6 separate regions of the Mus musculus genome follow, and all the other regions are linked to region 1. Evidence: chromatin loops called from intact Hi-C (ENCODE). Cell type or tissue: left cerebral cortex. All regions are shown on one strand. Links, peaks and the distances in the headings refer to the core of each region. The heading gives the core; the rest is flanking DNA.

Region 1 (4,939 bases), core at 469-4,468:
GTTAGTTGTGATTCTGTATACAATACAGACAGGAAAAGAAAAACTTGTAAACTACAGCAGCACTGAGGAAATATTCCCATTCAGGCGGGAGAAAGAGGAACATAGAAATGAGGGATGGGAACAACACCAACCAAAACCCATCAGAGTAGCTTTTATTTTCTATAATTCCATGTTCAGCGCTGGGGCCTATGGTATCATGATATGAGCACTGATGGGTTTGGCAGACCCATCTCTGTGGCTTTCCTGCTTGTAGCCCACATGGCCACTCTTTGGAACTTGCTGTATTTGAGACTTGTATAATTATCAATAATCACTTCACATCCTAAGTGTTATGTTATGTTCACATCCTAAGCGAGATGTCCTCTTCCAAGTTAATGGGTCCATTACTTCTGAATTGAGCTTCACTCAGACTGCCAGGACATCAGCAAAGCACTGACCCATTCATTGCCAGACAGTAACACAACTTGCTAGTTTCTAGCTCCATTCATCCCAACAGAGATCTTATGTGGTCTGAAAATGTATGAACATAACCTTGACTATCTTTGTTTTCTTTCAGCATTTTGGTTTTCTGAATGCCAACTGGAATGGCTACCAAATTCCACTTAAGTCATTCTATGGTTTCTCAAGCCCACATCTCCACGTTTTCCCAAATTCATCCGAAACACCAGTTTCAAAGACTTAGCCACATGATCAAGATTAGTCATAACAGTGACTCTACTTCTATGGTACCAGTCATCTGTAATAGTTAATTGCACAGCATTGGGACCACAATACCTGGCAGCTTCCAGGAGGGCAGATTTAGTTGGGTTTGTTGTTTTCCGGAGTTTCAGTTCATCATGGCAGGGAAGTCTGGGGCAGCTCAGTTCATGGAGGCCAGGGCACATGAGGCAGTGCTGTTCACAGCACAATGGGTCAGGAAACAGACAACATGGGAGAAACAAGGGTTGACTATTGCTTTCAAAGGCTATTGATGGCCATACGTTTCTTCCAGCTAGGCTCCACCTCTCAAAGATTCCACAGGCTCTGAGAGTATCCTCATCAGTTGGGAGGAAGCATTCAAGACATAAGTGTGAAAAGGACACTGTTAAAGCCAACCACAATGATTATTCTCTTCTTCGCTAGATCCACACCCCCACCCCCACCCCAGGCAGCCTCACCCATTCTGGCTCAGGATGATAAAAGGAAACCGAAATATATTTCAGTATCTCTCGGGTCAGACACTTCAAAGCGCCCACAGTTCTGGGAAATCCATCATATTAGGTAAGCTCAGCCTGGCTCTCTGAGGAGTGCTGGTCCTTCTTGGTGTGTTCTGTGAAAAGCAGCCCAGCTTTTCCTTGTGGTTGCAAAGTTCACAGACACCTCTTTGTGGGGCTGAATGCTCAAAACTTAGGGAAGAGCCTGCAGGATTATTTTGCAATGTGAACTGTGTCAGGGAAGCTATGTGCAAAGTTTTAGACTAAACCTGTTATACTCCCAAGATTTTTTATCCCATAAGAAGAAAACATTTGTGAGGTTCAAGTTATCATTAGAGTCATAGATCTGCATAATTCTAGCATTTCCAAAGATTCATCCTTAGATTAGAAATGAGGCAATCTTTTATTGACCTGAATTCCTGTTTACTTGACTCCAGACCCACCTTTCATTTCCACAGCCTCCTCCTCTTATTGATGTGATCCTGTCAAGTACAAATCTGGTTTTGCTATCTGACCTCTGCCTTAGTGCCCTTTGTAACAGATTCCACCTACTTCTCAGTAAAGTATAAAGTCTGAAACAAAGTGTAAAACCAGCCTCACCTCACCCATTCATTACCTTGTAATTTTGGTGGCCATCATTCCATAATCATTGAGGCTGAGGATCAGAACTTAGGATTTGATAGGCTGTACTACCAGAGGGAGAATCATCATCATCATTATTTTTTAAAATAACCATGTATTCTATAGTTCACAGAGAAAATCTGTGAACACCTTTGTTACAACAGTACTCGTGATAATGTATTTATAATTATCCCATGTTTGTGTTTTAACTTAACCTGAATTTTAAGGAGTTTGTGACAACAGCTCTAAAAGATAGGTTCTATTTCTAACCTTCCTGATGGATCAGGAAGCCTAGGGTCAGGAAATTCAAATAAATACTGCCCTAGTTCTCGATTGGAAAACCTAAGTTTCAAAGCCTGCCATTTAGACTCCATAGGCCATCCTCTTAACCATGCTAGTATGTAACCTTCACCAAATTGCAAATTCACAGGCCCATTGGCAACCAGAAGAAATATTTACATATATCGATAAATATTTGAGTATTGCTAGTACATGATCACCATCTAGTGGATATACTCTACTGTTACACTATGTGAGATCATAATACAATATTTACATAACCTCCCTCTTCTCTTTCCTCCTTTCATATCCTCTCATGCATGAGCCAAACTTCGATACATGTGTTCTACAGCTGTCGTAAGATAAATTATGTTCATTACAATGACTGACCCTTTAAATTACCTTCAATTCAAATTTGTCGATAGTCTATGAATAGTGCCAGATGACTGTCATCAACCCTCATGTAGTCTTGGAAATTAAATTTCATTTAAAAATTAAATTGCATTTAATTAATTAATGTATATATGCACATGTGCTTGTATGCATCAGAGCACTTGTGGAGGTCAGAAGCAACCTTATGCCAGTCAGTTCTCTTCTTCTACCTAGTGGGTCCCCGGGACCCTAATCAAAATTAGGTTTTGGGGCAAGCGCTTTTACCCACTGAACCATCTCTTCAGCTCAAAATTTAATTTTATTACTAGAAGTCTATATCCCAACTCGCATGAGGGAAACACTATGGGCAGAGGCAGTCTGACCACAGCTACAGGGGTTTCCTCCACCGGTCATCTTAAGTAGGATCTGCTCAGTATATTTGACAACAGGAATAATTTCAGATCTGTGCTTCTTATCTTCTCCTCTTGTCCTTTTTCTATGGAAGGTGGAAGGATGAGAATTTATTAAACTGTTCAGTGACATGTGTGTAGATCTCCCTGTTTCCATATTAGATCGTTATTTCCAAACAGGAGGTGACATGTAAAATGTGCCAGACTGGAGCCAAGTGCCCATAGTCCAAAGTCCCCAAGGACAGAGGATCAAACAGCAATGCTATTTGTTCTCTCTGATGCAACTGTCAACAGGCAGTGATCTGGGGGTGCAGAATGCTGCTCTATCAATTTTCTCAGACTACACATTTGAAAGTAGAACAGGTTCAAAGTAGCCCTGGGTATCCTGGACTTGCTTTGTAGACTAGGCTGGCCTTGAACCGGCAGAGACCCTCCTGCCTCTGCCTCTGAGTGCTGGGAGTAAAGGTGCAAAGACTCTTATTGTTTAGAGAGCTCATCCATTATTCTGTTTGAGTTTTCAAGTATTGGCTTAGATTTATACACATCTGGGAAGGTGGAATGCCCACCAATACACATTTGTTTCATGTGCAACTACGCTTATATGAACATACAGAAAATATTTGACAAAATATATAGGAAATGTGTCTCAGTATATCTGATACATCATATTAACATCCCTAAGAACTTCTAGAAAGGGTCAGTGAGATTCCTTAGCAGGTAAATGTTGTGGGGAATATTAAAAAAGAACCGGCATGTTCCTGAACAGGTGCTGGCAACTCTGGGCCCCTGCTAATTCTGTCTCTACCCACCAACTCTCTGGCAGGGCTGGAGCTTCCAAGTTCCTCTTGCATTCACCCCATGGTCAGCCACAACAACACTGATCTACCTAGTAGAAACAAGACTCTTGAAGCTTATAATTAACCAATCAGATTTATGTATCAACAGATTCCCAATTTTTCAAGATGCCAATACAGTAATTTCAGAACCAGCTGATAATGATAAAAGCTTTATCTGAATTATTCTATCCTTATAATAAAATAACTACTTATGGCTGGTTAAAGCCATGCTGGTTCACATCCACCTCCATGCTGGCCTTCCTTCTTCTTCCCCTGAGATGCTCTCTGTCTCTGCAACTCTTAGCTCTGCCTCCCTTTTCCCTGTCCAGTCACAGGCCTCCTGCTGCCCTAGTGTAATTGGACAGGGGAAATCCTGTGACAGGTAAAAGTGTTTGCCCCCAACCTGATGACCTGATTTCAGTCCCTGGTTACCACATGGTAGGAGGAGCAAATTGTCATCTGACCTCCATAGGGTGCTGTGGTAAACATGAAAAACACACACACACAAACACACACACACACAACCACACTAAAATGTGATACACTTGGTTTGTTTTTGTTTTTTTAAAGGTTTGTTATTATATCTAAGTACAATGTAGCTGTCTTCAGACACACCAGAAGAGGGTGTCAGATCTCATTACAGATGATTGTGAGCCACCATGTAGTTGCTGGGATTTGAACTCAGTGCCTTTGGAAGAACAGTCAGTGCTCTTAACCACTGAGCCATCTCTCCAGCCCTGGATACACTTGTTTAAAGAAGCAGTCAAAGAAGTCAAACTTAACATACACTAAGAACCTGGTTGTGTTGAATAAAGATGGCCCAGAGAAAGTGAAGTGATCCAGACTAGTGTGACAACTCAGGAAGGCTCAGGAAGGATTCCTGCTCTAGGATCTTACACAGTAAGAAGAGGGCAAGCTTGGCTCAAGTTATGCTCAGAAAGTACAAAGAACTAAAACATTCTACTTTTCAACATAAGTAATTAACAACTCACATCTCTCTTTGTAATTTATTATCACTTGCATGTGATGTGTTGGCAAAAGTATTAATGACCCCAGAAGGACATAACACTTTCCATTTATTATTAAGAACAGCACACTGGTTTCTGCTTAGGGGTGACTTGTATAGTTCAGCAGCACCACGCCAAGTGAGGTTTGCAGAAGGGAGAGTTCATTTGAAGACCTGAGCTTCTGATTCTGTACTGGGAAAGTTAGAAGCTTCTCTGTTTCT
Region 2 (4,939 bases), core at 619-4,618, 200 kb before region 1:
CGCAGCTCACGTTCCCCTTTCCTCACTGGATCCTCAGCGTCCTTCTGGTTTTTACTCTTCTACAGAAAGAGGAGTGAGCATCTTTAAAGATGTATCTTTCAATATCTTGATGTTTTCCCCAAATAAATTCTTGGTGTAGACTTGTAGCCTTTAATAGATTCTTGTACATACTGCCTCAAAATACCCATCAGAAATATATATTTATATTTATTTATAGTCCATCAGCAAACCTGTTTCTTGCTGTACTCTCAATTCTCCTTTCAAGTGACTGCCAGTGTGATTAGCAAGCGTAGCATCTTGTTTTCATTCTCCCTGACAGTTCTTTGCAGCTGAGGTAGACCTGTATTGTCTTGATGGGTTTCTAGGTGACAGTGGACTTGTTATAATATGCATTTTGGCCCGTGATGTCTTACAATATACACTTTACTACATATACATAAGATGCTTTCTAGTTTACCATTCGTCTTTTAAATTTTGGTGACTTCTGGTAATTTAAAGCATACTGCTTTTGCCAGGCAGTGGTGGCACATGCCTTTCATCCCAGCACTAGGAGATAGGTGTGTGGATCTCTGTGAGTTTGAGGCCAACTTGGGCTACAGCCTGAGCTGCACAAAGAAACCACCCTGTCTCAAAAAACCAAAACTGAACAAAACAAAACAGAACCCTACACTGCTGTTAAATGTGGGGCAATGGGCTATGCACAAACAGCCTGGTTTCCAGTCGAGCTGAGGTCATGAACTCTGGTGAAACCCAGTGGTGATAATTCACCTACATGGGACAGAAGGCCTTCCCTCATGTCTCCTGGACCCCTGGCTCCTGTCGAAGTTACTGCCCCCACAGCCAAGAGAAGCGTGTGGTTAGTAGTCACATACACAATGTCCCAAGCTTCTGACCTTCAGGCTAGACTCCTCTCAGTTACCTAGCAACAGCAAGATAACAAATCCACTATAAGAGGAGCTGCTTGGCCCCACCTCATTCTCTCCCTCTTACTCTAGCCTTTCTTTTCTCTCTCTCCTTTTTCCCTTTCTCTCCTCTTGTCCATGGCCAGTCTCTCTCTCTCTCTCTCTTTCTACCTTCTCTCTTTCCCCCTGCCTTTCTACAAGAAAGCTCTAAAATCATAGACTGTGTCTGTTCATCAAGGCCTGGACTAAGGACTCTCTCCTGCATGGGAACCTCTCTCCCTCTGCCCTCTTCCCATATCTCTGGGGCCTGGTGCTGCCCTGGTGCTCCTATTTTGTTCTCAGCTCCTCTGCCATATCCAGCGTGGGATGCCAGAGACTGAGAACCTGGTACGGGGCTGCCCCTTGTCCAGCCCCCACCGGATGGGGTCAGTGGCTTCACACAGCCAGATGCCCACTCGGGGACGAGTGGAAAGCATCTGGCAGTCCTCCTGCGTCCTCCACGCCCAGAGCACAGGAGCTCTGGTGGGCCTTCTCCCTCATCCGTCTTCCCCTATACCCACAGCCCTGCAGTTAAACGTGTGCAGAGGTGGAGGTGGAATGAGCCAGCAGCATGCCGAGTGACCTGTCCACTAGTCTGTAAACACTTGTGTCTCCCAGTTGTGGCCAGCTTTGTTTCATAAATGATGTGTAAGATATTCTTGGAGATACAAAGTGTTGAGCTTTCGACTTCTCTGTCATGATGTCTGCTTCGCTCTTAATGTGGTCGTTCTGTTTCATGGCTTCAGATGTCGCACTGGCTGCCGTTCTGGTCCCTGTGCTGGTCATGGCCCTCACCACACTCATCCTCATTCTAGTGTGTGCTTGGCACTGGAGAAACAGGTCAGTACCCAGCTTGCTTACATGATTGACTGGGGGAGGGGTGCGGGGATAGGAAGCAAATTTCACCTGGAGAGTTACCAAACTAAAGGCCACTGATAGAATCATACAAATCTATCCTAACTAGAGGATACATAGCTTATGATCTGCTCATACTATCACAAGTGTGTCTTTCACAAAGGGCTCAAGCTGTTTGCCTGCTAGGATGGGCAGATCTCTAGCCACCAACATAACTACTGAGGTGCTGTCTGAGCTTGGGTCAGAAAGAGAAATGTAGGGTTTATTTTATAGATTAGAAAATTCTTGAGTGCTAAGCAGACTGATTATATTATCCGATGACTGGAAAGTGACAGGATTTACAAAGTATGGTCCTGGTGCCTAAAAGAGGAGGAAAGAGGCATCGGGATAAACTTGGAAACAGTCTAGTCAAACAGAAGTACCACAGCATGATTCTACAAGAGGGATGTGCTTGACAGCAATGTCAGCAGGACGCACGACTGTGACGGAAGCAGCAGCAGCCTGGAGTGATGTGAGGTTTCTGACTAGTAGCGATGCTGTGGGTTGAAAGAACATCAGAAGGGATGGGTTTGATGGAGAAAGAAGATGACGTATTTGTTCACTGTTCAATAAATAGTATATCTAAATATGTGGCTGCTCCTTTATGCCAACTGTTGGCCCATGTGCTAGACTCTAGCAGCTGGAAATCTGTCCATCCTAGCAGGCAAGATTGAGCACGTTGTAAAAGATACACTTGTGATAGTATAAGCAGATCATAAGCTATGTATATCCTTATTTATAAAGCAGAATCTTTCTTGGTAGCCTGTAAACGCTACCTTTAGTTAGGATAGATTTTCATGATTCTATCAGTGGTGGCCTTTAGTTTGGTAAGTGAGTGAATAGTAATTCTTGTTTGTTGTTTTTAATAGCATTTTTTTCTTTTTATTTGTTTATTGATTTTATGAGTGCTCTGCTGCATGTACACCTGCAGGCCAGAAGAGGGCATCAGATTCCTTTATAGATGGTGGTGAACCACTATGTGGGTACTAGGAATTGAACTCAGAACATCTGGAAGAGCAACTAGCACTCTTAACTGCTGAGCCATCTCTTTAGCCCTATAATATATTTTTTTATTAATTGAGGATTGCATAATTATATCTTGATCAAACTTGACCCAAACTCCTCTAGGATCCACCCCCCCCCCCAATTTCATACCCATCCAACGTTGTCTTTACTTGTTCAACCTATTGTTTATATGCTTGGGTGTGTGGTGTGTGGCCATCCAGTGGAGTCTGGTCTACCTACTGGGAGCCACACCCTTGAAGAAAAGTAATTATTCTCCCTCTTTAGGTAGCTATTAATTATCAGCAGCTCCTCAGATAGGGGTGGAATTTCATGAACACCTCCCCACTGGATACTGGGATTTACATCTTGATCTCTATATGCTATGTATATAGGTCCACACATACCATGTTCCGTTTGTTTAGAGGACGGCTTGCAAGAGTCTGTTTCTCCTTCCACATTGTGAGTTCTAAGGAATCAAGCTCAGGTCCTCAGGTTTGACTGCAAGCCCCTTTTCCTACAGATCCATCTCACCAGCCCAAGTGTATCAGGAAGTGTCCTTTCACCCCTGGACTCCTTTAGTAAAAGGATCTGGGTAGATAATAATTCTTCACCCAGAGCAGTTTCTCCTGGGAGGGAGGACAAGTCAGAGCTCTGAGTTAGATGGAGTAGGCAGTGTGATTCTTGTTCATTGCCCTTGTGCCTCCTCTTCCTCACAGATGTCTGTAGGTCCTTCCAGGCCTGGAGGAGCATCCTCCTCCCCCAGCACTTGCCACTGCTAGTTGTGACATTGTTATTTGTTGGTGTGGTGGGGTGAGGACATGAATATAGTGTGTATGAGAAGCTAAAGGCTTTTCTGTTCCATTCACCTCATGCCCCTGACTGTGTGGTCACTGCTGGTTTGCTGCCCTTTGGTTGGGAGAGGAGTCACTGTTTCCTCACTTTGATTTTCAGGAAGAAGAAAACTGAAGGCGCCTATGATTTACCCCACTGGGATCGGGCAGGTAACTTGTGGATTTCCTTCTGTTTTCAGGCAGAAATCTCCCCTCTCCTGGGTATAATGGTGGATGAAATAAGTCCTCGGGTCCTTAGGGACTCCTCAGGTAGAACTTCACATGCCGTCCTGGGCTGGAGAGATGGCTCAGCAGTTAAGAGCACTAGTTGCTCTTCCAGAGGTCCTGGCCAGGTTCAGTTCCCAGCACCCACATGGCAGCTCACAACTCTCTGTAACTCCAGTTCCAGGGTATCTGACATCCTCACACAGTCGCACGTACAAAACACCATTGCACATAAAATACAAATGAATAAATCATGTTAAAAAAAAGAAATCAATATGCTCCACCATGTGGTTCATAAGTAATTAAAGGAGAAATGTAAACACACATTGGTATCTCTTCCTCTGGAAAGTTGGTCTTTTCTTGTAACTATTCTTCTTGAGGAGACCAGCCTCCCGTGTGACCTGTGAAAGCACTGCATAACAAGGACTAGGGTCTCAGGGACTCTCTCTCTCTCTCTTTCTCTCTCTCTCTCTCTCTCTCTCGCTGGGGTGTGTGTGTGTGTGTGTCTGTGTGTGTGTGTGTGTGTGTGTGTGTGTCTGTGTGTGTGTCTGTGTGTGTGTGTGTCTGTGTGTGTGTGTGTCTGTGTGTGTGTGTGTCTGTGTGTGTGTGTGTCTGTGTGTGTGTGTGTCTGTGTGTGTCTGTGTGTGACTGCCATTGTGAGCAGCAGTTGGAAGTCTAGCACTTTGAGAACCTAGGAGGTCCTTGGTCATTTGAATTGCTGAAAGTCCCCTCCCTAGTCTCCCGACTAGAGGAGAGGATGGTGCCATGACCAGAGTATAGTTGGGTACAGCTTCAGGGGGGCTGAAAAAATGTTGGCAGTTTTGAGAAAACCTTTTTAAAAATTCTCTGGTGACACCGGCATGTATTCGTAGTGACTTGTTCCTGCGTGCATATTAGGTAGAGATGTGTCCGTGTGCTGCTTTGCCCTGAACATTCTATCAGAGCAAAGTCACACGGGTCTGGTTTCTGTAGCGTGGGTCCCTGTCCGTAAGTAACGCGTGCTCCCTGGCTTCCCTTCGCAATGAAGGTTGGTGGAAAGGAATG
Region 3 (4,939 bases), core at 262-4,261, 360 kb before region 1:
CTGAGACACAGCGAGAGACAGTAAGAGACAGGACATTTGATTGGCTACCCAGGATAAGACACCAAGAATGAGAGTTCTCGCTGAAGTGACAAAGCAAGGTTCTCACTGCTGCTAAGCAACCTATCCTAGTCAAGAGTGAGTCTGGCGGTCTAAGGGTGTAGAAGTATTAAGCATTTTGAGCTGCAGTGTGGTCAAGGAGAAAGTCTTTGTGGTCTAATGGAATTTACTGCTCAGCCCTGAAGAGGAATCTTGGTTTAGTTGTTTGCAGGGGCTGTGTGCATGTCAGTCAGGGTTCCGTGAACTACAGCATTGCAAAGTAGCCTAGTCAATGACAACCAAAAGCAGAGATGACGTTTATGGATGAAGATGGAAGGCAGTACATTTAAAATCTCACACAGCTTCTTCTTTCAGGACCAAAGACAACAAATCGGTTTCACGAATCATTTCCGTGGGACCACAGAAACCAGTCAAGGACGGAGACTATCTAGTCTGCAAAGCAGGGATCTGAGCCTCAGATTCAGGTCGTCTGTATTTCTTGTTCTCCTGAGTTTATGGGGTTAAATCAGCATCTGCTATATTTGAGTGCTTCGTCGGCAGACTGTCTATTCCCATTTTCTTCAGCCTGACAGAGAAGTCAGCAAATGGGAAGTATTTCCTAAATGAATAGACTACGTATCCATCCGAAGGATATGTATAAGCAAAGAATATTTGCTTCATCTGGATAAGCACTTCATTTGAGAGATATGATGACTCTCATGCAAATTCTACCTAAACTCACTGGATCGTGTGAGAGAGAAATCACGAGTGTTCCATTGTGGAACATGGCCAGTTTTTAAGAAAAGGGATAGAAGAATGAACCTCGAGCAGAAAAGTATTCCCTTAAAGAAAAATATTTGTGCTTTCCCTGGAAACCTGTACCTTATATGACATGCTAAGGGTGGTTTGAGTCTATTCGGTGGCTGACCTGTAGCTATTTTACAATTCTGTACATTAAATATATAAGTGTAACTGTCAAAAAAACCAACTATAGTCTCCTGACGCATAAATCCTGGCCTGTTCAGTAGAGAGACAATGTGTTTCCCTCCTCTAGTGGAAGTCAGTTTTGCCTGTATCTGCATACTTATTTCAGGATTCCTAACCTTAACATGTCTGTTCTTCAAATTCTCTTCGAAACTGGTTACATATGTCTATGTCCACTCAGTGATAATCAAAGTGCTCAGCTGTATCCCTCACAAGTCATTCTTCCTTAACACTTTCCAAAGTACTCTTTAGGAGAAGGCAAATATTTAACTCAGTACACATGTACATCAAAAGCAGAAAATGAAGAAACCACTCAGGCTTTCAAAAATAATTTGGGAGCTAAGTTTGGTGGGGGGAGGGGGGGAGTATTAATGTCCAAAGAACAAATTTAAATATTTGCATATATGATATGAATGCTTAGCATATTTGCTCTGAAGTAGCGATGGTGGAATTATCTCAACTCTGTCACCCCTGTCTGACAGTAGGAAAGAGTCTAATCCAGGATTTAATTTGCTCTTTTCGCTTCTGTTTACCTTTCTTGTCTTTTCTCTATTTATTGACTATAGATGCAAAAACCACACTATCGCTGAGATCCATACATGTGACAGGACCGACTATATCCACTGTGAGCCTAATAATGTCATCTCTGGACAGGTAGGGCAGGGAAAGGGGCCCAGTTTCTCTAGAACTGAGGCAGTCTTTCTTGGAGGACAGAACTCAGAGATTTACATCACAAGGCTCTTATAATGCTGACTAAATTGAATGCAAATAATTTTTTTGTTTTGTTTTGTTTTTTCGAGACAGGGTTTCTCTGTATAGCCCTGGCTGTCCTGGAACTCACTTTGTAGACCAGGCTGGCTTCGAACTCAGAAATCCACCTGCCTCTGCCTCTCAAGTGCTGGGATGAATGCAAATAAATTTAATGGATAAATTTTATCCATTTACTCATTCCAGCCTCGGTGGAACACAACTGTACTTTCAATTCTCGGGGGGCAGAAAGGACATCTGTAAAGACAAATACTTTTAAACTTGCTTGTAAATTTTAATTTTGGTGGTTTGGCTTTTGGGACACACACACAGACACAGTCAAGCTTGGAGACTATGCTTTGTGTAGTGAAGTGGCTGCGGACTCTCCACAGACACAAATACATCCTTTTAGGCATCTAAGAAAATATTAAAAGAAGGTGACACTTGATTTCCATAGAGTTTCTCAACCTGTGTGGGTCGAAAGCCTCACAGGCTCACATATTAGACATTTACATTACCACTCAATTACAGTTATAAAGCAGCAACAAAAATACATTCATGGTTGGGGCTCACCACAATACAAGGAGTTGTATTAAAGGGGCATAACATTAGGAAAGCTGTACGGATTTTTGTGCACCTATTGCTCTACATCCTAACTCAGCCGTCAAATCAATGGGAGAAGTTACAGGCTTCCACCAGCAGAGGGAAGTAGTGTCCTGGGGAAAAAAATGAAATCGTGCCCAGTTCTTCCTCCTGAGCAGTGTAAGAGGAGAAGGCTTCTTGCTTTTCTTCATTTGTAGTGGGAGTTTGCTATGCTGTGCCTAGATCATAGCCAATTAGAAGGAACAGAATAGGGGTGAGGGAGTGTCACCGAGAAGGAGTGAGAGAGAGCAGTTGGGGCTGAATGGTAGAACAGGTCCATCCATGCACAGAGGAAAGGACTTTCCTTACAGCCTCCATTTGTGTCTCAAATCGCAAACCCAAAGCTTATTCTGGAATCCGTGGTTGCTAATTGGCTCTCCCTGTGGTCACCGTTAGCCACTCTTAACCCATAGAACCTCAACTAATTTGTCCTTGGGGTGCTGTGACTTGTAAAGTGGCTGGCTGTTTTACAATAGACGTATAGCTCTTTCCCCAGTGTTCTCAACACTGCCGAAGGTTAAGGCCCTGGCTTTACCAAGGGAAACTGAATCTTGCAGTAGAGCAAGTGACTAGATGAGAGGACCCATTTTCTTAAGAAACCCTGGGCCTAAGGAAAAGCCTTGCCATGTAAACTGTCTTGCTGTCACAGCAAGGAGAGGTCAGTTGTCACAAGAGAGAAGCCTCTTCAGCAGAATGATGAGATGGCGCACTCACGTGACAGAGACGGTGAAATGGTACCTTATACGGGCATCTTCAGGAGACAGAGATGGAGGAAAAGCAGAGTGGAGAGAGAGAGAGTGAGAGAGCGATTCCATACAGCCACTTGGGCAAGTTCTTAAGATACTAGGCATGCTCAGGGGCTGGAGAGGTGGCTCAGAGGTTAAGAAATCATCTTAGCTGTCCAAGGGTGGCTTTCGTGTCTACATGGTGCCCCTGGAGAAATAGTTAACATTTCCTTTGCTGTTCATTGTTGAACCAATAAAGTCTGTGAACCCTTAAAAGAAAATCATCTTACTGGGTAATTCTAAAACTCATCTTCCTTGACATCTTTCAATGAGTGTATAAACAAACTTGGCATTATTTTTTTCTGGTTTTTTTTTTTGTTTGTTTGTTTGTTTCTGAGAACAGGATTTCTCTGTGTAGTCCTGGCTGTCCTATAACTCACTCTGTAGACCAGGCTGGCCTTGAACTCAGAAATACGCCTGCCTCTGCCTCCCAAGTGCTGGGATTAAAGGCATGTGCCACCACTGCCCTGCTCGACATTGATTTTTTTTAATGAGGTATAAAAGCAGAAATAAATGGAAGGCAGGTCAGGCTGTTGAGTTGGAAACTCTTAGCAAGTGCTTTGACCCACTTACTAAGAACCCACTGTACGTTTGCTCTTTGGTACCCAGGAGAGACTGGTTCTAGAAACTCTCTCAGATACCAAAGTCCATCCATACCATGCCCTATGCTCTCTCCTCCCTCATCTCACTCCCTCACCCCTATTCTGTTCCTTTTAATTGGCTATGATCTAGGCACAGCATAGCAAATCTCGCCCCCTCCCCCTGCCCCCTCCCATGAACAGGTGTACACCGAATCCCCGAGAGAGTAGTCACAGGAGGGTACGAACCCCCACCTCTTAGTACAAGGAATGAAGTGTGAAGTTAATGGGGTCCTACCAAAGGCAGAGGTCCTGTGGTCCTGAACCATGACCCTTTTCTATATAGTGGTGTTGTTTCATAAAGACTACTTGTTGTTTCTATCAGTGATATCATTATGTAAGACTTACTTGGAAAATCTTATTGGTTTAGAATTTGCAATTTACATAATTGTCTTTCTTAAACAGGAAAGATACCCTTGGCTGTTCCTATCAAGCAAGTCCACCATTATTTTTCAGGCTCAGTGATCATATTGTTTATATTCATGTCTGCTTATTAAATAAATGACTTTGCATCTACAGTTTAGACATCTTACAGCAAACATACTTATCTCCGACTATTTCCACTCATTGTAATGATCCAGTGGTTCAGCTGAAAGTGTCTTGGTGTAGTCTCAGTCACAATAAGATGCTCTTCTGTTTTGGTCATCGATTGACTTATAACACAATTGCACACACTTCTTGCAAACGTCATTGAAGCCGGTCATATTTTCTTTCACAGGCTGCCGCACGTTTCTAGGAAGTGAATTCGTAGGATATGGTCCTGCCAGTTCCTCAATCTGACATGCTTGAAATGCTTGCACAGTCTCATATCCCAAGCAGGGAATCCCATCCATTGCTTCACTCTTTTCTCTGCAAGGCTTTTTATAAGAGTGTTTCTTTTGTCTTTGTGTGATGCTTCTGTTTTCTTCATTTTCTGTTTTTCTCCTTGGTTGTCCATTAAAATTCTATATTCTTAGCTTGTTAAAACTCCTTCTCACTTATTTTATATCCCAGAAAGACTTTGTGATTAAAATACATATTATACAAAGCAAAATAATCTGATTTATTTCTGCATATCACCCAGGGATCTTTCTACTGGGTCATTAAAGGATAAAAACGTATCTACGT
Region 4 (4,939 bases), core at 342-4,341, 210 kb before region 1:
ATCCTTGGAGGAGTTTGTTGTTTTGGTTTGGTTTAGTTTTTGTGGGGTTCTTTGTTTTGTTTTAGTTTGTCTTTCCATTGTTTTATTCTCCTGCAGTGTCCAACCTTTTAATTTCATCTAATGGATTTTTAATTCCAATACTGTATTTTTTTTTCTCTCCTTCATATTTACCTTGGGTTTTAAATTTTCTTCCATATATTTTTTCATAGGCATATGAGCACGGAGTGTGTTCATCTGGTAATTTTACCAAACACACACCTCAGTGCTAGCCATTATGCTATTGATTGCTTCTGGGTGTTTTTATTAGCATTATTAATCCTCTGTGTGTGTGTGTGTGTGTGTGTGTGTGTAAAGCTTTATTCTGGGATGCAGTTAAGCTACCAGGAAAACATTTCTTTATACGTATTGCTAACTTGACAGTCACCATTGAGACAGTGTCCCAAGTATTATGAAATTTACTCATGAGCTGATGATGGAGAGCGTTTTGAAGCCTGTGTTGTCATAAGCTTGTTCTACTTATCACAGGGTTCTTTTTCTGACTCTAAGTTGCTTCTGGCTGAGGACTTAGGGGAAGTTTCATACAGAGCCCAGTGGCCTTGCTGTAGTTCATCCATTCCTGCTGACACTCATTCTGTCCCTTTCCTGTCCTTACTCTGCTAAGCTCTACCCCAGAAATTCTAGGTTTCTGCTGACCTCATGGCTAGCAAGTTCTCTAGAGTGTGGGAAAGCCTTGCCCTGTGACCTGGAAATTCACCAGTCAGTACTGATAAGCAGAGTGTGTCTTGTTTGGGCCCCTACTCTGTAGTTCTGACCCTTTGCTGCCCGTTGCCCAGTGTCTTGAGAACTACTGCGTCCTGCCGTGCCCTTTCCCAGTTCTTCTGTTGTTCATGGCTGAGGTCCAGCTTCTCTCACTCAGTTACTGACAGAAGAGGAAGGCTCTGAACTTAATGAAATAGCACATATCTTCACACTTCAATCTGTCCATCTCTTCGCTTCTCGGGTAACTTGTATTTGTTTTGACATGTCTTCTAGGTCTCTGCATACCTACAGAGCCTGAGCCAGAAAGTATAACCAATCTCCTAAACTTCCATAATTTATTGCTTTCTAATACTACACCATGTTTGTATTCAGGGGAGAATGAGAGAGAATGTGTGTACTTTTTCAAAAATGTTTCCTAAGGATGTCTAACAACCTTCCCTGTGCATCAGATTCTCAGTGAATGTTGGCAGATGGACTAGAGCATTTCGTTAGGGTCACGTATAGCCAGCCCAGTGTGCACTGTGTACTTGAGGAAGACCTTGAACTTGTGATTCTGAAACTGACTTCATTACAGATGTGCTGCACCACACCCAGTTCTATGAGGAGATGGGAAGAGAACTTATGACTTTGTGCACATAAGCAAGCAGTCTGGCCTACATCCCCAGCCTTTGCCAACAGTTATGTCCTGAAATGTTGTTTCAGTCAGTTCCTGTTCACTGATAACAAAACTGTCAGCATTGGCCTTTAATCTATGTTAGAGCAGGAGCTAGGGAAAGTATGGAAGCTTACAGAAAGGGGGACTGTTGGAAGTATAGAGAGAACATTATAGAAACTAAAAGATCTTAATGTATCTTCCAGCATGTGTAATCTAGTTACAGGCAGATGGACCAGGAAGAAATAGCTGTCCTACTTGGGCATGACTTAGGAAGTCCAGTATGCACATGTTCTCGCTTTAGCTAGTGGAATGGATGTGGCTAATTTGGCACAAGGGGAAAACAAGGCCCTGCTTAACTCATTGAAGCCCTGCGATTAAGTCAGAAGTCACAGTCAGCTCAGCTCCTGCTGCTGGCCTCACACTGTCACTCTGTGGCCACTCTTTCTGTGCCCTGCCTTGAGGACCACTAATGGCAAATCCATGAAAGTACTGTATAAATAGGGCTGACTGAGGAGAAAACACATTTGCTTGAAAGGGTTGAGGTAATGAGATAATCACTTTTAATCATGTTTTCTACTTAAAGATTGTTTTTATAATGCATGTGTAGCTGTTGAGTTCCAGTCGTTAAATCAAACACAGAATAGCATTTCAGGGTTGTTGCTACTTGGGGTAAGCAGCAAGTCCTGACAACTGGGATTGTGGTGTGAGGAGTGCCGTAACACGGTTGGTCCAGCAGGTGGAGGTAGAGGCCTGGCCCATGAGCTGAGGCCTTTGTGTGATGGCTCTTTTTCACTTTAAATATAAACTTTAGATGATCGTTAGTTCCACAGGGATTGACGATGATAGTTTATTGATGCGATGAGCTGTGGCCCTGCAGTTGAAACGTTTCCCGTATTGCCAGGTTAGCTATCACTCCTGTCCAGTTCGTAAGCCATCCTAACAACATTTTTGTAGTTAGTGTTTCCCTCAGATAAGCTTCCAGGTAAAATGTGCAGTGTTTTAATAACTGCTTTTCCAAATGCTGATTGAGTTGTTTTCTGAGAAGTCTGTTCTGTCATCATTCTTTATCGATGTTGTTGAACATGCTTAGCTGGAGCAGTCTAGTTCTGGTCTCTTTTTGATGTAAAATACCAATTTTTGTTATTTTTTAAAGATATTTCAAGGAAACAAAGATTATCACAAGGATGTTCGTAATAACTTTTTGCCACCAATTATTGCACGTTTCATTAGAGTGAACCCTGTCCAGTGGCAACAGAAAATTGCCATGAAAGTGGAACTGCTCGGATGTCAGTTTACTCTCAAAGGTAAAGAGCCAGTGTGGCCAACAGTGGTCCCCACCATTGCCCTTTTAAATTTCCCACTTAACTGACACACAGTCATCACACACTTATGGTATACCGAGACATTTCAGTGTGTGTATGCGTATATAATGATCAGATCAGGTAATGATCATGTCAGGTAGATACAGTTTCTTTGTATTTGACACTTTTCAAAGTCCTCTCTCTAGTAGGAACTGCTCATTTGTTTCCCTGTTAAAATGTTGCCATCAGAATAGTTTCACAATGCAAATGAGACTCTCCAGTTCTGGTCTTGGAGACTTTTAAAATTAGGTTCTGTGTATTAAGATCCATGCATTGAGGGTTAGAGCAGCAACCTAAGCTTGAGTAACTTTTATTTTGAATTAACAAAAAACTGGAATAAATTCACCCAATATTTTATAATGTTTTAATGTTATTTCCTTATATTTCACAAAGCTATCATTGTGCCAGACATAGTTGGCTCTCCATACACACTCGTTAAATGAACTGAATATAGCATATATTAGGTTATAGCTATAGAATTGGATAGCCAATAATCTTCTAAGGTTACCTATGAATTAGTTAATTATTTAATTATTGAAAATCTGGAAAATCTTATAAAGCCTGAAAAATCTTAGTTTTCTTGCATTTAATGCAAAGTATAATTATCCATTGGATTCTGAGATTTAAAATTGTTCTGCAGAATTAAGCAATTTAGGAAATGTTGAACATTTAACATTGCTCTTTTTAAACTATAATTTTTTTTCAAAGCAAAATGTATAAGCATTTCTAACCCCCTTTTTAAGGTCGCCTTCCAAAGCTTACTCCACCTCCTCGGAACGGCAATAACCTCAGAAATACTACAGCTCGTCCCAAACTAGGTAAAGGTATGCCTGCTTTTAATGTGAGACTTTGACATGTCCTGTAACTATATTTAAAACATAAAACTGAACTTTCCTTAAGTTATTAATGTTTAAAAAATAAAAAAAGGTTTCTTCAAACTTTTTTCAAGGTCGTGCCCCTAAATTTACTCAAGTGCTCCAACCTCGAAGTAGGAATGAACTTCCTGTGCAGCCGGCGGAGACAACTACCACTCCTGATATAAAAAACACGACTGTAACTCCCAGTGTAACCAAAGGTAGGTAGATCAGGCACGGACTCTTCCCTGGTGGGGTTCTTGCTCTCAATTACGAGTTTCCAGCTCACTTACTTCATCTGTATTTTTCCAGCTCATCCAAAATAAATAAATATATAAACTTGTGTCTTTTATGGAAAAGCCTGTGGGAAGCTCAGTCTATTCTGATACAGGAAAGCCTGGTGCTTAGCTGTGTGGTCTGTGTCCTCTCGGCCTCCTCTTATGATCCCCAGCAGCTAAGCACGAGTCCCGAGCTCAGAAACTCAGCACTTCTAGAAATGATTAAACCACAGCAGCAAACAAGCTTTTTTACCCACATTATATATTAATTCACTAATGGGGAGAGCTGATAGAGGAGAGCGAAAAACATCTTTAAATTGTTTAAAACATTTAAAGTTTTAAAATGTACTTCAATTAACATTCTTGTTTTTTTTAAATACCCTCTGCTTCATATACATTTGTAATTTTCTGATTATTCATTCAGACATTAGAGTTACTTCTAAATTGCATTACAGTGATAAATACAGTGTTACATTGTACAAATCACTGTCCTTTTTGCTTGTTGAAAAGAAAACTTTCAGTTAAATTCAGAAAATAAAATGTCAGTGTCACAGGAGAATTAGCAAGCAGGGCTAACATGGGAAAAAAATGCTCATTTTCAGCAAAGTATGGGAAAGAAAGCGTTACCAGGAAAACCCAGTGCCCATCTCAGTCAAAGAGAGAAGTTCTCTAGGACGGTTTTGTTGCAGGATGAGGAGGAGACGACAGGGCAGATAAGCTGGAAATGGTCAGAGCTGCAGAGTTGGGTGGAGAACAGGAAAGGAGAAAAGTTGGTAAACAGGGTGAGCGCTGTGTGGGAGAGAAGGGCCTCAAAAAATGAGAACCAGCATCCCCCAGGGGTGGGGGGGGCACATCGGATACCCTAAAAGAGAGAAGAAGGACGAGGAAAAGCATGCTTTACTGCCAGGCTGCTGCAGTGCAATGCGGGGTTGCGAGGCTACTGGACTGATGCTAGGCTCTTACGCCCCTGCACAAAAGGGTTGTACCAGGGATGCAGGATTAGAAATAAAGTAGATAGTTTATAAGGAAAAA
Region 5 (4,939 bases), core at 483-4,482, 1.1 Mb before region 1:
GAACCAGCAGAGCCTCTTGTCCTGTTGCCTCAGGTTGGAATACCCTTCTCTTACTTGTGTACTTGCTTCTGTACAAATGCCAAGAATTCCTGTGGATGCCACGATGTGAAAAGATTGGTACCTACTGCTGTGAAGATAAAAGTGTTGTGATAGAGGTTAGCATACTGTGCTGGTTAGTTTTACTATAAACTTGACTCAAGTTATAGTCCTCTGATAGGTGGAAACCTTGATTGAGAAAATGCCTCCTCCATAAAATTCGACTGTAGACAAGCCTTTAGACCATCCTCTTAATTAGTGATTGATGGGGGATGGTTCAGCCCATTGTGGGTGGTTCCAGCCCTGGGCTGGTAGTCCTGGGTTCAATAAGAAAACAAGCTGAAGCCGGGTGTGGTGGCACATGCCTTTAATCCCAGCATTCAGGAGGCAGAGGCAGGTAGATTTCTGAGTTCAAGGCCAGCTTGGTCTACAGAGTGAGTTCCAGGACAACCAGGGCTATACAGAGAAATCCTGTCTCGAAAAACCAAAAAGAAAAAGAAAAGAAAAGAAAAGAAAGAAAGAAAGAAAGAAAGAAAGAAAGAAAGAAAGGAAGGAAGGAAGGAAGGAAGAAAGAAGAGAGGAGAGGAGAGGAGAGGAGAGGAGAAAAGAAAAGAAAAGAAAAGAAAAGAAAAGAAAAGAAAAGAAGAGAAAAGGAAAGGAAAGAAAAGAAAAGAAAAGAAAAAAGAAGCTGAGCATGCCATGACAAGCAAGCCTGTAAGCAGCACCCCTCCATGGCTTCTGCATCAGCTCCTGCCTCCCGGTTCCTCCCTGTATGAGTTCTGTGCTGACTTCCTTTAGTGATGAACAATCCTATGGAAGGAGAAGACAAAGCCCATCTTCCTCAAGTTGATCTTGTCATAGTATTTCATCACACTAATTGAGGGGGACTCTGTAGGTGCCCAGGCAGAGAAGCAAACCCATGAAGAGATGAGATTGAAAATTCGGTTCAGACGGACTTCACCAACCTGAATCAGGGAGCCTAGTGCATGGTGGTTCATTGTCAGCAGATTTAAAACATGGGACAATTTGGGAAAAAGATCTCAGGCAACAATAATTCTCATTCTAGGTTTCCAGGCAGCAGTCATTCCAATCCCAGGGGCACAATAAAGCTTAAGGCGTGGCTACTTAGAACTCCTTTACAAGGTGCATGTGACTGTGAGGATGAATCTAATGTGGACTGCCTGGGTGCTACCATGTTACTGCCTTGATAGTAATGGACTGAACCCCTGAACTTGTAAGGCAGCCTCAACTAAATATTGTCCTTATAAGAGTTGTCTTGGTTATGGTGTCTGTTCACAGCAGTAGAGTCCTAACTAAGACAATGCCCTAAAAGACAGACACAGCTATCCTCTAAGTTCTAGCCTTAATTTTGGGGGTAGTGAATTGGATGCACTGGTAAGAGAGGCAAGAGAGAGATGATTCCCATGTCTTTTCTCATCCTTTTGGCTAATATCAAGCGCTGTATTTGTTCTTACCAGTTTAATACAATGGTATGACTAAAATGAAGCTAAACCATGCCACTCTCTGCTCAGCACTGGCATGAAACAGGGAGAAACATCGTAAGTGTTATGTCACAGGGTTTTAATGGAAGTAGCACCAATAGACACATAGGGAATGGTCCTATTAGGAGTGTTCATGTCAGAGTATGTGTGGCCTTGGAGGAAATATGTCACTGGGCATTGGCTTTGAGGTTTCAAATGCTCAAGCCAGGCCCAGTGTCACTCTCTTCCTGCTGCCTGTCGATCCAGATATATAACTCTCAGCTACTGCTCCAGCACCATGTTTGCCTGTATACCACCATGCTTCCCATCATGACAATAACAAACTAAACCTCTGAACCTGTAAGCCAGCCCCAATTAAATGTCTTCCTTTATAAGAGTTGCTATGGTTATGGCATCTTTTCAAAGCAATTAAATCCAAAGTAAGAGATGCCTCCATATGCCTGCTTGCTTCACCCCATTGCTGGGCCTCTTCCACTTCTGAAAGCCATGGTCCCTGCTCAGTATCTACTTTTTTGAGCACTGGTGAATATTTACAGCCTCAGGCCCTTCACACTTGGAAGTAGTGATGACCCACTCCCAATACTAGCCCCGGGATTGTGTACCATCACCTTTGATCTAGCTTTATCTCATGTTCAATACAAAGGATATAAATCTGTGGGGTGTGTGTGTGTGTGTGTGTGTGTGTGTGTGTGTGTGTGTGTGTGTGTGTGTGTTGTAGGCAGTATATGAGTCTGTGGTGCATGCACACGAATGTGCAGATGTGCACCCATATTTGGACATGTGGAGGTCAAAGGAGAACATCTGTCATCTTTCTCCTCACTTTCCACACAAATGGTCAGAACAGAGTCTCTAATTGAAGCAGAGGCACCCACCCATGTCCTCTCTTTACCATGTGGCAGGACTTACTTGAAATGCTTCCTATCAACTAGTGATGTCAATGTCCTCTTCCTTGCACTAGGATAGAGCATTATCACTCAACCAATAGAACACAATGGAGCTGGTGTGTGAGTTCTGAGGCTTAGAGCTCTGAAATTCTAAGCATTTTAATCTTGTTTCCCTGGGATGTTCACTTGGATCCAAGGTGTTATGCTGCTGCAAAGCCACAGAAGCCTGCAGAGCAAACCCCATGTAAAGAACATGGAGGTATTTTGTCCCACTATTTGTCTTAGGTCTTCGTTGGCAGTCAGCATTCACAAAACCTATAAAATAAAGATAACTCCAAAAACCATAAAATTTAAGAGATGGAGCATAGGAGCAAAAACCAACTAACCAAATCAAAATAAAAACAAACCAACTTTGCCTAAAGCCTCTTTACTGAACAGCTATTATTTTTCTGGCCTCCAGGGGGAGCTGTTTGGCCAAGCAGCAACACAGGAGTTGTAAGCAGGGCTTTACATTAAAATCTTGCTCTCTTTCTCTCTGCTGTGAACATCATTGGTGAATAGAATCTCTGTTCACATACAAATGCTTGAAGACTTCAGGCAAATTAGAAGCTTCTTCTGTGTAACTTAGTGAAGAAGAAGAAGAATGAGAAAAAAATGGGATATATTCTAATTTTTATGACAGAAAGACCTTAAGAATGCCAGAAGCACATAGAGAAGAGTGGCCATGTAACTGGGGGAGTGTAAGTTGCATTTTGTGATTTCTTAGTTTGGTTAGCTACACATACATACATACAGAGAGAGAGAGAGAGAGAGAGAGAGAGAGAGAGAGAGAGAGATGGAATCTCAAGGACTGTTTCATTAGAGTTTGAGAAAAACCCAACAGAGCATGCAATCTGTAAATCTTGGAAGGGGAAAGGTACCAACTTCTGAATTGGTCAAGCAGCCCTAGAAAAGAGGAATGGCCTTCAGACCAAACAGAAAGCTCAGCGTGCCAAAGCAAGCATGCTTAGGATTTTTGGATTGTGCCCAAAAATGATACAGAAAGGGAGAAAAGAAGAAGTTATGTTTTTTGAGTTAAGACTCAGAAAAGTGAGGATTATGACTGAAGCCCAGAAGCAGCTGCCCCAAGGGAGATGTTAAGCACATTGTCCAATTAGGAGAAAAACTGTTCCTTCCATATGAAGTGGAAACTTCTAGTTCTTTGGAAAGTTAGTTATATCAAACGATGTTTTACTGGGGCACACAGGTGAAAGGATATCTTGCTAAAGCAAGCACGTGAAAGACTGTGTTCCTGAAGCAGACATAGGTGAAAGGATGTTTGGATATAGCAAACACACGAAAGGACACTTGATGAAGAAGTTTAAATATGACTCCACAGACAGTGGGAGATGAGCACTGAGCCTTGGTTTGGTTTGCTCTGCTTCCCTGCTCTTCACGAATGACACACATGTAATGGACTGCCTTACATAGCAGTGTTGTTGAGATCAACTCGTGACAACACTGCCATTGAGAGAAACTCACCATGAACTGCTCTCAAGGTTCCTGCAGCAGCTTGCTACTTCTGCAGCCTGGCCTCAGGCTGGTTGGCAAGCCTGACGGTCTCTTCAAGACTGAACTACAGCTGTCTGGGGTCTGCTTGCTGAAAGGTCTAGACTATAGCTTCTGGTTCTTGCCTGGTTTCTGCCTGCCTAGAGGACTGGTTTACAGCTGCTAAGTCATACTTGGTGTTTGCTATGACACTGAACTGCTATCAAAGATCACCCCCAAACAACTATTGCTGAACAGGTCCACTTCCCCCGTATCCTAATAACTTTTCTCTTCCACTACCTCTGCTGGATGGTGTGCTAAAGGACAGGTTGAACTCTTATTAAAAGTAGGTTGCAAAAAAATGTATGCCTTCATCCATATGCTTACTATGTCTTCAGATGGATCAACTTTCTTGAGGAAGGATGTTCTTGCCAATTGATTGACAGGATCAGTTGGATTAAATTTTTAAGGGAGTGACAAGAGCCATAAAGATCAAATCTGAGGGACAGATCTGGATATTATATCTACACCAAGGACAAGAAATAAAATAGGGCTCAGATTTCATTCTTTTAACTAGGAAAAGGTAGCTTTCCCTCAATGGGCCTCAACGGAGTCCTGATACCTTCAGTATTTGTTATAAATGGGAGATGGGGTTCCAAGCTGATCATGAGGAAGTGGTTCATCCTTGTGGTGGTTTGAACCCTATAAGAACTGTAAGCTGGAGAGAAACAGACTAGGCATGGAACTATGACCCAGGGCTGGATATACTTTTAGCAAACAGAGCCAGAGCCACAATAAAGCCCTGATTTCCTTTAATTTATATATATATAATTTATTTTTATTTATACGAGTACACTGTAGCTGTCTTCAGACACACACCAGAAGAGTGAGTGCATCAGATCCCATTACAGATGATCATGAGTCACAATGTGGTTGCTGGGAATTGAACTCAGGATCTCTGGAAGAGCAGTCAGTGCTCTTTACTACTGA
Region 6 (4,939 bases), core at 506-4,505, 1.0 Mb before region 1:
TGACTTCTCACAAATGCAAGGCTTCTTTTTCTCTTTAATTATATAAATTATATAAACCTATAAGTAAAACCTGTTGAGTCAATTTACTGTTGCTTGCATGTATTAATTTCAGGGCTGAACACTTGAAATTGGATAACCTGGCCTGAAAGTCTTTTCCTCGTATCTTTAAGTTTGAACCTTGAAAAAAAAATGGCATTTGATTCACAGCAATAACAATTTTTTAAAAGAAAAAAGAAAAAAAAAGTGTCTACATAGTTTTCTCCTCAACTTCTACAGTTTAGAAGTCTGGAGAGCAGCTATTTTGAAACTGTTCAATATGATGTTACCTTTGCCTTTTTTGGGCACCACTTCCTTGCCCATTCTTGGCACAGGTGGGATTTCCTTCATATATTGGGGTAGGTGTGGGTACTCTTTGCCATACTGCATGTGAGGCATCTCCTTGCCCATGGAAAGGCCATCTTTGCCCAAAGGCATGTGAGGGACTTGCTGGCCCAAGGGCTGGTACTGTGGAATTTGTGGTGGTATCTGAGGAGGGATTTGAGGTGGCAGAGGCTTGATTCCATAGTAGGCACCGGCCTGAATGAGTCTGACAGAGTTCAGGGAAATGATGAACAGTATTCCCAGCAGCTGTAGAGGCCTGGGTGGCACAGCCATCACCTGTGGAGAAGGAACACACCAACACAGTGAGCACCTCCAGGCCAAGGGGCCGCTCTCTGTTTAGAGACAGAAGAGTTAGGGGACGTGGAGAAACCCACAGTCTCCACTGTCAGAAAGTCACAAGAGAAAAGACCTTAAAGTGAAGATGCTACCTGCCTGACACTGTTACTGAGGTTATGGAGCACTCACAAAAAGGGACCTATCATGACTGCACTCTGGACGACCCCACAAGCAGCTGAAAGAGTCAGATTTGCACACAATGGACAGAAGCAGCTGACCCCTGTTGTTGAATTAGGGAAAGGCTGGAAGAAGCTGAGGAGGAGGACCACCTTGTAGGAGGACCAGCAGTCTCAATTAATCTGTACCCTGGAGATCTCTCAAACACTGGACCACCAAACAGACAGCATACACCAGCTGATATGAGGCCCCCAACACACATATAGTAGAGGACTGCCAGGTCTATGTTCAATCAGAGTTGATGCACCTAACCCTCAAGAGACTGGAGGCCCCAGGGAGTTTAGAGGTCAGGTGGGGTGGGGGTGGGGGTGGGGACATCCATGTGGAGACACGGGGGTGAGTAGGAAGGAGGTATGGGATGTGGGACAGTCGGAGGGTGGACTGGGAGGGGAAATAAAATCCAGAGTGTAAAATAAATAAATGAATACATAAAAGACAAAAAAAAAAGAATTATAACAAATGCCAGAAGAGTGGAATCTGTCAAATGAAAGCAATTATTAATTATTGGAATATAATCTAGAGATTGATAGTTTCTCCAAATACCAATTCTTCAAATTTCCCATAATGTCAGAAAACCTGATTTGTAGCTTGGGATAAAACAATGAAGACACTCAGGTAGGTGTGGTGATATGAACGAGTTTTGTCAACTGAATATCATTGTACTAGATGCTCCTTCCTGTAAGGTCCCCTGGAGGCAGTGAGCAAGCTTTTTCCTTTCTGCATCCTTGCTGGCTGGAATGCTGATATATTGCCTGGAAATGGACCAGGACCCTGGGGCCATTTTATAAAAGCTATGCATTGAGGACTGTAAAGCCCTGGTTGATCATGTAGGAGCTACGTCAAAATTTGGAAGAGAGAATTTGAGTTTTATTTCTTTAACTCATTGTTCAATGGGGGCAGTCTTCCAACTGGGTAGCACTTTAAAATGGAAACAGTTAAAATGTATAGGTTATGACAGGAGATGAGATTGCCCACCTACTAAATGCTTTTCTGGATGCTTACATTTGTCATAAATACATATAAATATGAATGTACAATAAGTGTAACAGCAATACCAAAAACTACAAAGAGCATTTCATTTGATAATGCCAGAAAGTCATAGTAAAAACTACTATCATAATTGTGCACTTTTTCCTACTATTAGAATACTATGAAGTAACTGGTTCAGAATTTGGCTAACTGCACTGAGAGTCCATTAAAGTTTATCTTTGCAGTTTTATGAAGCGAAGGGAGTTTACAAAGTAAATTAATTGCATAAATAAGATACAGGGAGATGACTGTATAGTTCTTCTGACTAGTCACAAGAACAATCTGTTTCTAAGCTATTTAATGGTTCTCTTTGCAAGTCAACAGTTAACTGAATAAATATAAATGGGTTTTATCTGTTTATAAAAATCAGCCTGAGGAGACCTCTGCTTGGTAATACTCTAGGCTGGAGACCAGTTCAGAAAAATGCAATGTGGGAAAATGGACACCAGAGGGCAGGCATGACACACTTGGAAGTCTGGTGCTCCCCGCCTCCACCGTCCACCGGTTGAACTCGAACTACTTCTGAGTAGCTGCTGTAAACTCACACCTTATTAAAGGACTCATTAAAAATTAGAGAGTGTCACAATGCTGGAGAATGAGACGTAGCAAGAGCCTCACAATCTTTAATGCAACTATTTCCTGGAATGCCTCAAAAAGACGTGTGTACAAGCATTTAAGTTCCCTCCCCAGGAGAGCTTTTCTTTATAATCCTGCCTAACTTAATTGTGGATCATAGCATCCTGATTTTTTTTTTTTTTTTTTTTTAGAAAATCTGTGTTGAATTTGTGACATCCTATTGAAGGGTAACTCCAAAAGTCTGAACAGAATACAAAAGGATTGGTTAATTAAATAGAAAAAGGAAAAAAAATTAAAGTGAATCCTTACCAGAAAATTCATTGCTTTCCCGTTTTTCCAAATATACAAATGAATGGTTTTTTTCCTTTAGGGAATTAGTGACGTAACATTAGTCATGAAAATGATTTATAAAGCATTCTCTGTGATGCAATCATCATGGTTACAAGGAAGAGCTGTTTATTTTAAGCAAACGAATAATAAATGTGTTGGTAAGAGGGAGCAGTCAGAACGTTGCTCGTTTCTGTCCCTCTAAATGATTAAGTGCTTACTAGAAACCATTGGGAAAGAGCCAGAAAATGAATACTGATTTATTTTTATGAATATTAACTTATTTCTGGTGTACATGAACATCTATGGTAAAAGTTCAACTGGCCTTTCTTTATTAAATCCCTATCAGAAGTCATGCTAGGCCCACCCGAGAATGCAAGGTTGAATATAGCGTGGTCAGTGAGTTCGGGTCTCAGGGAGCTACACGGTTGTACTGGAAATGATACATGTGTGCACCTTTAAGGAGTAGCAAAAGACAGAGGAAAAAAAAACATGTTTCCTCATCAACTCCTGTTCTTTAAAATCCCTTATTTTTGAAGCAGCAACTTTGCTCATTGCTTCATCATGTTTTTTTGTTTGTTTTTGTTTTTCTGCCCAGAAACAGTTTACAAACATATAGCGCAAGACAAACTTCTTTAAAACATAAATGTAACATACTAGACACACTCTTGGTCCCCCAGCCCCCCACCAAGACTGGTTGTTTGTCTTTATTTTTTTTCCAGATATGAATAGTTAAACAAGTCCCATTCAGCTCTTCCTCTGTTACCAGTAGGTCTTAGTTTTTTACATCCCTTCTGATTTTAGTATTCGATACCTTTAAGGTATTCACCAGTGATCTGAAAGTGTTAATTCATACCAGAAATGCGGTAATACCTACTGACATAGTAGCTAGCTAGGCACTTCATTCGGATGTAATTCTGCCTTTTGAGGTGAACGGATTCCATTATCGAACCTTAAACATGTGGTACTGTCTTTAGGAATAGACTTAGATGCTTGGCTTTTGCCTTTCCAGCAACACACTTGATGTGCTGTTTACACTTAAATAGTCTTTAAGCCAGGACACACTTGTGAAATGCTAAAAAACCGGAGAGGGAACAAGATGCCTAAAAGCCCAGGTGAATCCCAAGGGCTCAGCAGGACCCAGCTTCCCTCACACTACTTCCTTTCACTGGCTTGGCCTTCCTCTCTCTCAAACCACCTCATCCAGTCGGCCTTCTACCATTTCTTTGGCTCTTTGTTTAAGTAAACTTTGCTCAGTTTTAACTTGAAAATTTATGGAGGAATTTACCGCTTGACTTATCCCTATTAATTTCCTTCTGGTCCCTGAGGAGAGGTTTGGTGGTCAACGTGGTATCGTGGTTCTTTCACATCATTCAAAGAATATCAGAAGCGCTACAGAAGGGAAACACCTACGGGGAAGAAGCAGTCTTAGAAAGACGCCATGGTAGTGGGTGCCCGCGCCACTCTTCCTTTTCTGAAGAGCACAATATGCTGTGCTTTTTCTCTGCTATTTTCCTTGCTTTGTAGTTGTTTTATGATTGGTGTGTGTGTGTGTATGTGTGTGTGTTACATGACGATAAGAATATTTAATGGGTGTAGAGATGTAGACAAGGCATCTCCGCCAGCTGGGTAGACTAGTTACCGCTCTCATGCCATATGCCATACGCTCTAGAACTCAAAAAACTTACTTTTAAGTAAGCTCTGCACTTCTCCATACCTAGGTCCCTCATCTCCGCTGGGTCTCAGTTCTCTCACCCATGACACAGAAATGACAATCTCTGCCCACTCCTCAGAGCTGTGACAGACAATAATATGAATTCTGTGTTAGCTGAAAAGTACCGTTTAGATGTAAGGTATGGAGCACAGCCAAAAAGGCAAATCAAAACCAACTGAGACTTTCAAAAGAAGACAAAGCAAGAGTGAGATTAACTGCAATAGTGATAAATGTAAACCGAATAAAGCAAACCAACAACAACAAACAACAACAAAAGACCTGTTGAACGAATGCTGCCCTTTATCTTGTCAGAATTGCCAATCCCCATCTCTTTGAAAAGCTTCCTGAATGTTTCCTGTAGTTGGACAAGGTTGGAAGGAGATCTCGTTTCCTCCATGT

Evidence for each region. Hi-C counts contacts between places; a loop is a spot of excess contacts. Peaks named below come from ENCODE experiments on the same cell type or tissue, not always from the same donor. Only the 100,000 strongest peaks of a DNase experiment are listed, where the experiment ranks them.
Region 2: it touches region 1 in a loop (3-fold over the local background); 25 of 42 quality-filtered maps call a loop at or near these places.
Region 3: a loop joins it to region 1, with 9 times the contacts of the local background. A loop is called at or near these places in 18 of 42 quality-filtered maps.
Region 4: it touches region 1 in a loop (2.6-fold over the local background); 25 of 42 quality-filtered maps call a loop at or near these places.
Region 5: it touches region 1 in a loop (6-fold over the local background); 3 of 42 quality-filtered maps call a loop at or near these places.
Region 6: a loop joins it to region 1, with 5 times the contacts of the local background. A loop is called at or near these places in 6 of 42 quality-filtered maps.

Annotation. Positions count from the first base shown.
Region 1 is chr16:58,660,893-58,665,831 of GRCm38, forward strand. Gm41464 (a long non-coding RNA gene) reads right to left here and starts at 2,560. Exons shown (of 3, transcript XR_876123.3): 1 at 775-2,560; 2 at 1-13. In left cerebral cortex, for the core only: a CTCF peak has its summit at 2,318 (motif pointing left); no DNase peak of the experiment used is centred there.
Region 2 is chr16:58,459,268-58,464,206 of GRCm38, forward strand. It overlaps Dcbld2 (discoidin, CUB and LCCL domain containing 2), which reads left to right. Exons shown (of 16, transcript NM_028523.3): 13 at 1,688-1,781; 14 at 3,792-3,841; 15 at 4,923-4,939. Among named protein-coding and RNA genes, the nearest start is that of Gm33475, 14 kb to the right of the region's middle. In left cerebral cortex, for the core only: a CTCF peak has its summit at 2,761 (motif pointing right); a DNase peak (open chromatin) is centred at 2,791.
Region 3 is chr16:58,297,181-58,302,119 of GRCm38, forward strand. No RefSeq gene overlaps it. Among named protein-coding and RNA genes, the nearest start is that of 4930461C15Rik, 110 kb to the right of the region's middle. In left cerebral cortex, for the core only: a CTCF peak has its summit at 2,460 (motif pointing right); a DNase peak (open chromatin) is centred at 2,480.
Region 4 is chr16:58,452,559-58,457,497 of GRCm38, forward strand. Dcbld2 (discoidin, CUB and LCCL domain containing 2) reads left to right here. Exons shown (of 16, transcript NM_028523.3): 10 at 2,568-2,718; 11 at 3,519-3,599; 12 at 3,725-3,850. Among named protein-coding and RNA genes, the nearest start is that of Gm33475, 21 kb to the right of the region's middle. In left cerebral cortex, for the core only: a CTCF peak has its summit at 2,150 (motif pointing right); DNase peaks (open chromatin) are centred at 760, 1,834 and 2,139.
Region 5 is chr16:57,609,085-57,614,023 of GRCm38, forward strand. It overlaps Gm51269 (predicted gene, 51269), which reads left to right and starts at 1,702; the gene lies at 1,702-1,761. In left cerebral cortex, for the core only: a CTCF peak has its summit at 2,884 (motif pointing right); a DNase peak (open chromatin) is centred at 2,888.
Region 6 is chr16:57,631,985-57,636,923 of GRCm38, forward strand. It overlaps Col8a1 (collagen, type VIII, alpha 1), which reads right to left. Exons shown (of 4, transcript NM_007739.2): 3 at 327-657. The coding sequence starts at 654. Among named protein-coding and RNA genes, the nearest start is that of Gm51269, 24 kb to the left of the region's middle. In left cerebral cortex, for the core only: a CTCF peak has its summit at 2,359 (motif pointing right); a DNase peak (open chromatin) is centred at 2,375.